Linked DNA regions of Homo sapiens: all the other regions are linked to region 1. Evidence: chromatin contacts called from ENCODE Hi-C or POLR2A ChIA-PET data. All regions are on one chromosome and are shown on one strand. The core of a region is the stretch at or near the end of the contact, and the rest is flanking DNA. Distances in the headings are between cores, read along the strand shown.

Evidence for each region. Hi-C counts contacts between places; a loop is a spot of excess contacts on that map. ChIA-PET counts read pairs that join two places held with the same protein, here RNA polymerase II (POLR2A). Pooled maps may share reads with other maps.
Region 2: a map of endothelial cell of umbilical vein shows a loop between it and region 1 (4-fold over the local background). The contact joins two enhancer-like sites. A Hi-C loop is called at or near these places in 41 of 168 maps with a recorded cell type or tissue (CD4-positive, alpha-beta T cell, Caco-2, HCT116 and 24 more) and 17 of 50 pooled maps. POLR2A ChIA-PET finds 5 or more read pairs at or near these places in 12 of 52 experiments (BJ, CD4-positive, alpha-beta memory T cell, GM10248 and 9 more).
Region 3: a map of endothelial cell of umbilical vein shows a loop between it and region 1 (4-fold over the local background). The contact joins two enhancer-like sites. A Hi-C loop is called at or near these places in 3 of 168 maps with a recorded cell type or tissue (astrocyte of the cerebellum, endothelial cell of hepatic sinusoid and endothelial cell of umbilical vein) and 1 of 37 single-sample maps with no recorded cell type. POLR2A ChIA-PET finds 5 or more read pairs at or near these places in 1 of 52 experiments (activated CD4-positive, alpha-beta T cell).

The regions. Positions count from the first base shown.
Region 1 is chr2:46,315,552-46,318,378 of GRCh38, forward strand. All of the region lies in intron 1 of EPAS1 (endothelial PAS domain protein 1), which reads left to right. Among named protein-coding and RNA genes, the nearest start is that of EPAS1, 20 kb to the left of the region's middle. Within about 2 kb of position 1,445, at least 2 of the 41 ENCODE cell types and tissues checked have a DNase peak (open chromatin) inside an H3K27ac peak, as active enhancers do.
Region 2 is chr2:46,350,068-46,352,838 of GRCh38, forward strand. The region is part of intron 2 of EPAS1 (endothelial PAS domain protein 1); the gene reads left to right. Among named protein-coding and RNA genes, the nearest start is that of LINC01820, 43 kb to the right of the region's middle. RefSeq lists an enhancer at 1,743-2,037. Within about 2 kb of position 1,489, at least 21 of the 41 ENCODE cell types and tissues checked have a DNase peak (open chromatin) inside an H3K27ac peak, as active enhancers do.
Region 3 is chr2:46,271,966-46,274,885 of GRCh38, forward strand. The region is part of intron 2 of LOC101926974 (a long non-coding RNA gene); the gene reads left to right. Among named protein-coding and RNA genes, the nearest start is that of EPAS1, 24 kb to the right of the region's middle. Within about 2 kb of position 1,391, at least 4 of the 41 ENCODE cell types and tissues checked have a DNase peak (open chromatin) inside an H3K27ac peak, as active enhancers do.

The DNA of each region.
Region 1 (2,827 bases), core at 195-2,694:
CCACTGAGCAAAGTCTGCTTGTTCACTGGAGTTCACACAGACTCCTTGCCAGGCCTGCCCAGAATCCTGTCTCCTCTGACTTCCTGTGCTCTTGCATAATATTTCCTTGCTCCCTGAATGGCTGGCCCCAGTGCAGGAGCAGCTCACTCACACTGCTGGACCGAGGGCAGGATGTAGAGGGAGGGCAGGGATCTGCAAACGTCACCCAGGGGTGCTCTGGGCTCTGAGGGTGGAGGGCAAGAGGGGCAGAGCCCCCTCAAATTCTTTGGAAGATTATAGCACAAGGGGAGTTGGGAAGGCCCTGGGACCATGTGCACACACATCTATCTCCATGAATTGTCTCTCCTGTAAAATTATTTTTAAAGTTGCTAAGTTGTTTTCTTCTGATTATAAAAAATATACATGTTCCCCATAAAAAGTCATAGTAAAAGAAGGCATGGAGATAAAAATAAAAATCACCAAAATTCCATCACCCAGAGATAACCACTGTTAACTCTTTGGTGAACATACTTTTCTCTATATCATGAATATTGATATATAATTACAGAATACGGGCATACTTCTAAGATATTGTAGGTTCGTTCCAGGCCACTACAGTAAAGTGAATATCACAATAAAACGAGTCACATGATTTTTTTTTGTTTCCTCGTGCATATGAAAGTTATGTTTATATTTTAGCATTATGTCTAAAAAACAATGTACATACCCTTTTTTTTTTTCTTTTTGAGACACAGTTTCACTCCGTTGCACAGACTGGAGTGCAATGGGGCAATCTTAGCTCACTGCAACTTCCGCCTCCTGGGTTCAAGCAATTCTGGTGCCTCAGCACCCCCGAGTAGCTGGGATTTACAGACATGTGCTGCCACACCCAGCTAATTTTTGTGTTTTTAGTAGAGATGGGGTTTTGCCATGTTGGCCAGGCTGGTCTCGAACTACTGGCCTCAAATGATCTGCCTGCCTCAGCCTCCCAAAGTGTTGGGATTACAGGCATGAGCCACCGCACCTGGCCAACAATGTCTATACCTTAATTTAAAAATATTTTATTGCTAAAAGAAATGCTAACAATCATCTGAGCCTTCAGTGAGTCATAATCTTCTTACTGGGAGAGGTTCTTGCCTCCATATCGGTGGCTGCAGAACTGATTAGTGTGACGGTTGCTGAAGGTTGGGGTGGCTGTGGCAATTCCTTGAAATCAGACAAGAATGAAGTTTTTTACATCAATAGAGTCTTCTTTTCAGGAAAGACTCTGCAGCATGTGATACTGTCTGATAGCATTTTACCCACAGTAAAACTTCCTTCATAATTGGTGTCAATCCTCTCAAACCCTGCCACTGCTTTATCAACTTAGTTGATGTAATATTCTAAATCCTTTGTTGTCATTTCCACAGTGTTCACACCATCTTTACCAGGAGCAAATTCCATCTTGAGAAGCCACTTTTCTTTTCTCATCTGTAAGAAGCTCTGACTCATCTGTTCAAGTTTTATCATGAGGTTGCAACAGTTCAGTCACATCTTCAGGCTCCACTTCTAGTTTTCTTGCTATTTCTTCCACATCTGCAGTTACTTCCTCCACTAAAGTCTTGAACCCCTCAAAGTCATCCGTGAGGTTTGGAATTAACTTCTTCCAGACTCCTGTTACTGCTGATATTTTGACATCCTCCCACAAATTACAAATGCTGTTAATGGTATCTAGAATGGTGAACTCTTTTCAGGTGGTTTTCAATTTACTTTGCCCAGATTCATCTAGGAATCACTATCTATGGCAGCTATAGCCTTACAAAATTTCTTGAATAAGACTTGGAAGTCAGAATTACTCCTTGATCCATGGGCTTCAGAATGGATCTTGTGTTAGCAGGCATGAAAACAACATTAATTTTGTGCGTCTCCATCAGGGCTCTTGAGTAACTAGGTGCATTGACAACGAGCACATAAACATATGTGCTGTCATCCAGGTTTTGTTGTTCCACTGATAGAGCACCAATAAAGTAGATTTGGCATAATTTTTAAGAACCCTAGGACTTACAGAATGGTAAATGATAAGTGGCTTCAGCTTAAACTCACCAGCTGCATTAGTCCCTAGTAAGAGAGTCAGCCTGTCCTTTGAAACTAGGGATTGACTTCTCCCCTCTTGCAGTGAAAGTCCTAGATGGCATGTTCATCCAGCATAAGGCTCTTTCATCTACACTGAAAATCTGTTTAGTGTAGCCACCTTCATCAATGATCTTAGCTAGATCTTCTAAATAACTGGCTGCCGCTTATGTATCAGCACTTGCTCTTTCACCTTGCATTTTTATGTTATGGAGATGTCTTCTTTCCTTAAATGTGACGAACCAACCTCTGCTAGCTTCATACTTTTCTTAATGCAGCTTCCTTACCTTGCTCTGCCTTCCTAGAATTGAAGAGAGTTAGGGCCTTGCTCTGGATTAGACTTTGGCTTAAGGGAATATTATGCCTGGTTTGATCTTCTCACTAAGCTTAATCATTCCTTAACTTTTGATTTAAAGTGAGAGATGTGACTCTTCCTTTCATTCGAACACATAGAGCCCATTGTAGAGTTATTAAAATTGGTCTAATTTCAATATTGTTGTGTCTCAGGGAATAGGAAGGATTGGGGAGGGGGAGAGAGAGATACACACACACACACACAAACACACACACGCACACAGAGGAACAATCACTGGACCAGTCAGAACACACACAACATTTATTAAGATCACTGTCTTATATGGGTGCAGTTTATGCCTAAAAACAATTACGGTGGTAACATCAAAGATCACTGATCGCAGATCATTATAATAATAGCTATAATAATGAAAGTTTGAAATAT
Region 2 (2,771 bases), core at 239-2,738, 35 kb after region 1:
AGTTATAGCTTAGAAATAAAAATTATTATGAACAAATATATTGATTTATATTAAATATAGGCTTCTGGAGAAATGATGTAAAAGAAAACCCAGTGTAAATTCTTACTATCCTCTAACCTACTTTCTAGCAATTTCTATCAAAATGCAGAGTCGTCAAACTTTTCCAAGGCAAAACAACCCACACATTCATTATTTAAGCATTTCTAACAAAGGTGAGTACCAATTTTGGCTCACTTTATAATAGGAAATAGCTGGTTGCATACCTCAAAGTTCAAAAGGCTAAAAAATACCAGGTTTTTCTTTAGAAAAGTTTCTCTTTACTTAGTAACACGTTTCCCTTTGATTTTCACAGTAGGCTGTTCTGTGTGGGAATGTTGGAGAGGAAACCTCAACGTTGAGAAATTCAGGCTGTGGGTCTGGGCTGCCGATTGAGATTCGTATCACAGGAAGCAAACTGAAACAATAGCTTTATGATATTAGCTGCCACGCTGGGCTGAGGACAGAACACACTCTTACAGGAACATCGGTGGAAATGCCACTTGATTGTCCTAAATCCTCTTTCAAGATGAGCCCCACAAACCATGAGCGAATCAGGGTCAACTCTGCATTCTGAGGGCATTAAACCGCAGTGAATATACAAAATTTGCTTTTCATTGTAAAACTGAATTTTGGGCTTGCCCAAACTCATACATGGCGAAATCAAATTCATTTTCCATGGACCTGGAGATCAGCGTGAAGCAAGGTTTCTAAAGAGAAGTGTCAGTTGCATTATGGATTCATCATCATTTGCTTAGCGAAGACATCAGTTATAACAAGAGATTATATTTTCCTGATCTCTAGACTACTAAGGGAAGGATATTAAAATGTGAGACAAGTGATTTTAAAGTTTTTAAGGCTTGATATGACCTTTCCATGCAGGAAAAGTGGGACAAAGAAAGAATTGTGGAGGCAGATATATGTTCTGGTACCCTCTCACACCCCACTTTCAGACTTCTTTTCCCAGGCTTTCACTCCTACCTCCACCCCTTTGTCCCACCCACTCCAAATCAAGGCCTTTTTCTGTCCTGTTTGGAAAGAACTCAATAAGCTGATTCATGTGAGGATGTTAATGGGTGAGAACAGCTAATATACAGTCTCTTCTAGAGATACTGACTTTGTTCAGATCATTCCTTTAACTTAAACTAAAAAGTCTCGTCAGTCAACAGGTGTTTGCTGAACCCAGTCCTGTACTACATCAAGGGTAATACAGAGAGGCAAGATAGGATAGTAAGATACATGCAAAGAACAAAGGCATGAATCTCTCCTAGTGGACTTTCAGGACTCTCAGGGAGCCCAGGAAGATCAGGAAGGACACAGTGCCTTCTGTCAAAGGCATCAGAGGAGCCCAGGCCTGCTAATGGTGGCATTTAAAGGTATGGCTAAGGATCCAGTAAGCGATCCCAGAGTGATTTCCCTGTGGCTTGACTGGCACTGCTCTTGCAGTCTGCACATCCGGGAGGGCGGGGTTTGAGGGGCCAGGCTGTGGGTCAGGTGGAGGGGAGGAATCAGTTTAGGCAGAGCCTTAGAAGGAAGGCCCCTGTGGTGGTCACAAAGTGGTAACTGCCAAGCACATCTGAACCAGGAAGACCCCATCAGAATGGCTTTAAGAACAGTCAGAGCAGTCCTGGAACTTCTCGGAGTAGGAAACAAGAGGCAAAGCGACCTTGGTGGAATAAAAGTGCAGCCAGCATTCTGACCAGCAGCACCGTGGGGCAGCCTGGTCTCTGAGACCACTCAGGAGCCTCTGCTCTGCCACTCTGCCTGCTCTCTCCCAATGCACAGCCCCTGCTGCCCAGGAAGTCCCACCCCACATGGGCGGTGCTGCCTGAAGGAAATGAGCGTTGCTCCGGAAAAAGTGCTCCAAAACCTCAGCCCGCGCATATCCTGGCTGTGGGGAGTCATCAAAGCCTGTTTACCGGGGCTATTTTTAGCATTAAAGAATCTTGTTATGCTCCCCAGGACGGGCATGCACTTTCTCAGCAGAGCACCTCTGGTTTTAATGAGCCATCTCTCGTCTTTGGGGTCAGACCCTGAAGGGTCCTCGGAAGCAAGTAACTGAGATCTGGAGCCCAGGATGATTTACAGACCCACTTGGTGGCTTATTGAGCACCTACTCTGGGCTCCTCACTTTGTTCTGACCAAGAGTTGATGCTGGATTGTGGCATCACCTTACAGCAGTTTATCTGTCTTCCCCACCAGTCTGTCGATTCCGAGGGAAGGAACTGCCCTTACACCTTTCAGTATCCCTGATTCTCCTTAAGACAGGACTGAGCACACAGTAAGTGACACTTCTGGACAGATTACCTTGTGCCTAGCATAAAGCAGACATGAACACAGTAGAAACTTAATAATGGTGTAGGGAGCGCGTGCATTTTCCCATGTCCGTAACACTGAGTAGGATATTAATGGTACGTCAGGGAAGACACGATGTTCATAGGGGAAGAGGCAGAAGGGTCTTCAGCAGATTTGTGACATGAGCCTCCACGGTGAGGGGCTACCTCCTGGCTCCCCAGTTTTCACTCTCAGCTCCAAGCTGGGAGTGACCTGGCCAGGTTCCTTCAGAAGCTCCCAGGAGAACAAGCAGGTGCTGTGAGGGCAACTAGTTCCACAGAGGGAAGAGACCCTGTCCCGGCCCTGCCGTCACAGGGTCCCTGGGGCCAACCTGCTGGCTTCCTGGTCCTCCAGCCATTGTGACCGCAGTCCCAAGACATTCTGTTACCCTTCGTGGCCCT
Region 3 (2,920 bases), core at 141-2,640, 44 kb before region 1:
GAGCCACCGTGCCCGGCCACCACATGGTTTTTCTAATGCTTCCATGTATTCCCTCCCATCAGGCCTCCGCTGTATCTGCTCACCTTCTTTAGAGTGTCTCCCACAGAAATACTGTCTCTCCTCTCTTTCTGTACTTTCTTCATTCCTCAATTCCAGGCAGCACAAATGACTTGCCTCTAGTTGAGAATGTTGAAGGCATTCTCTTCATCTTGCATTTCTCGTTGCATTTCCAGATGGTAGCGTAGTGCCCAGCACCAAGTGGCTGCTCAGAGCGTTTCAGAATTGACTGGAATGCTTCCCCCCTGCCCACCTGAGAGACTCGATGGCCTCTGTCAGTGGCTGCTTTCCAACTCCCCTGGAAGCCAGTTCCTAACCCAAATTCTTTACCCCGAATGTCAACCTTCTTTTCCTAAGAAATAAATTACTAGAGATGAGGGAGGGCTTCTTCCTTAGTCTTTGGTTTCCATGAGGAGGGAATTATCTGTGCACTCCTGGCAGGTTACTCCACCATGCCCGACCCCCGACAGAGGTGAACTGCGGTAGTGACTGAGTGAACAGTTTGGGAATGGATCAGGGGCCAGTTGGGTGTGCCTCACAGCAGGTAGTTTGCACTCTAAGGTGCTCTGACAGGGGTAGGGGTAAAGGATCTACCAACTGGGGGCGCCTGTAGCTGGTTGGGGGTCTGCTGAAGCTGGTCTTCTCAAGGGCCCCCTTGGGAAGTCCCTAGTCCTCAGCAGCTCAGTCCATAACAGAGCCGACATCTTTCCCTCCATCCGCTGTTTCTATATTTCAGAACTTGGGGCCTGGCACAGTAGTTCACACCTGTAACCCCAATATTTTGGAAGACAGAGGTGGGAGGATTGTTTGAGGTCAGGAATTCAAGACCAGCCTGGGCAACATAGTGAGACCTTTGTCTCTACAAAAAAATTAAAAAATAGTCATGTATGGTTGGTGTGCACCTGTAGTCCCATCTACTCAGGAGGCTGAGGTGAGAGGATCGCTTGACCCCAGGAGATAGAGGCTGCAGTGAGCCAGGATCATGCTACTACACTCCAGCCTAGGCAACAGAGTGAGTCTGCCTCCAAAAAAAGAAAAAAACAGAATTTGGATGGGGAAAACATGATTGTTATGTTTCAACCTCCTCAGGCTCCAACAGGCCCAGAAAGAAACTTAAGAGGCATTTTTAAGAACTGTCTTGAGGCCCAGAGGCACATGGGAAGCTGGGTGCCCAGGGTCTGGAACCCTATTTTACAGAATAGCTGTCTGGGTCTCTAAATCTGTTCTTGGTTGCTTTTTCTCCTTAGGGCCTCTTGACATGTACAGACGCTTGGCTGAGTCCTGGAAGCTGCAGTGTTGACTTAGACACTGTCCTCAGCCCGGTGTAACTACACAGGGTCAAAATGAGTCAGCAGGCACCCCAGGCCCTCATTCGTTTTCCACAGTCTCCTGACGGAAATCTCTGGGCAGACGGGGAGGTATCAAGGAACCACCAGGGAGCTAGGCTGAATTCTGGGTAAGGCAGGAAGGACGATGAGGTGTCTCAGGAAGAAAGTCAGGACACCCCCAGCAGCCATTCTCCCTTTGTAATTAGAGCCCCCACCCACCCAGCTCTCTGGAGATCAGGAGTACTGGCCAACACTTCCTGTTTAGAGCAAACATTTGCTATAGCTGAACTTTGTGTCCAATCCCTGAAATGGGTACATAGGAAGGGCACCCTGAAGCTAAATAAAACATGTATCTTAGGGATCTTAGGTCAGGCTAAACTTTCAGTGTGTACTTCCTGAGCCAATTGTGGAGAATTCTTAGCTTTCCATTTCCCTGAGGAGTTAACACTTGACAACTTTCACGGAGGAGTGATTGGAAAAACATTGCTCTAAAGAAGTCTTGAAATTTCTGGGCCCAATGTGAGCCCCAAATTAAACAATTCTAGTAGGTCACTGTATCTTTAACTGGCTCATCTCTATGACCCAGATGGAGGGAGGGAGCTGCCTGCCTTGGGGACGTTCCTGCCTTACCCAGAATTCAGCCTAGCTCCCTGGTAGCTCCTTGATACCTCCCCGTCTGCCCAGAGATTTCCTTCAGGAGACTGTGGAAAATGGATGAGGGCCTGGGGTGCCTGCTGACTCATTTTGACCCTGTGTAGTTACACCGGGCTGAGGACAGTGGCTAAGTCAACACTGCAGCTTCCAGGACTCAGCCAAGCGTCTGTGCATGTCAAGAAGCCCTAAGTAACTAGCACTGGGTGATTTTACAACTTGGTTAAACGCAAGCTGTCACTTCCATGGCTAGTGGATTGATCATTTACCAATCTTTAAAGAACAGTTCTGTCAAGCAAACCTAACCAATCCTTCTCTGATGTGTCAGACATATTTCAGGATCTCTTGGGATTTCAGAGTACTCTTGGAACTATCATTCCCATTGCACAGATCTGTCCACTAAAAGAGTAGGAAGCTTATGGGAAGAGCTAGTGCATTTAGTCTAGAGAAAGGTTGACTCAGTCTACAAATACAGGAAGGGCCAGACAAATTTGGTCTCTCCCAGGGAGCAGAACCATGTCCAATACATGGAGGGAGGGAGCTGGCTGCCTTGGGGACATTCAAAGAAAGACTGTATATGCATCAGCCAGGATGCATAGAGGGAGTGTTTATGTCTCCCATGAGGGCTGGTTTCCAAGACATTCCCACCTGTTATGGACTGTATTCCCCCAAAATGTATATGTTGAAGCCGTAACCCTCAATGTGATGGTGTTAAGGAGCAGGACCTTTGGGAGGTGATGAGGTTTCGATGAGGTCATGTGGGTGGAGTGTCCATGATGAGGTTAGTGCCCTTATAAAAAGAGGATGAGATACCAGAGCTTCCCAGCCTCCAGAACTGTGAGAAATAAATGTCTTTGACTTAAACCACCGAGTCTAGGGTATTT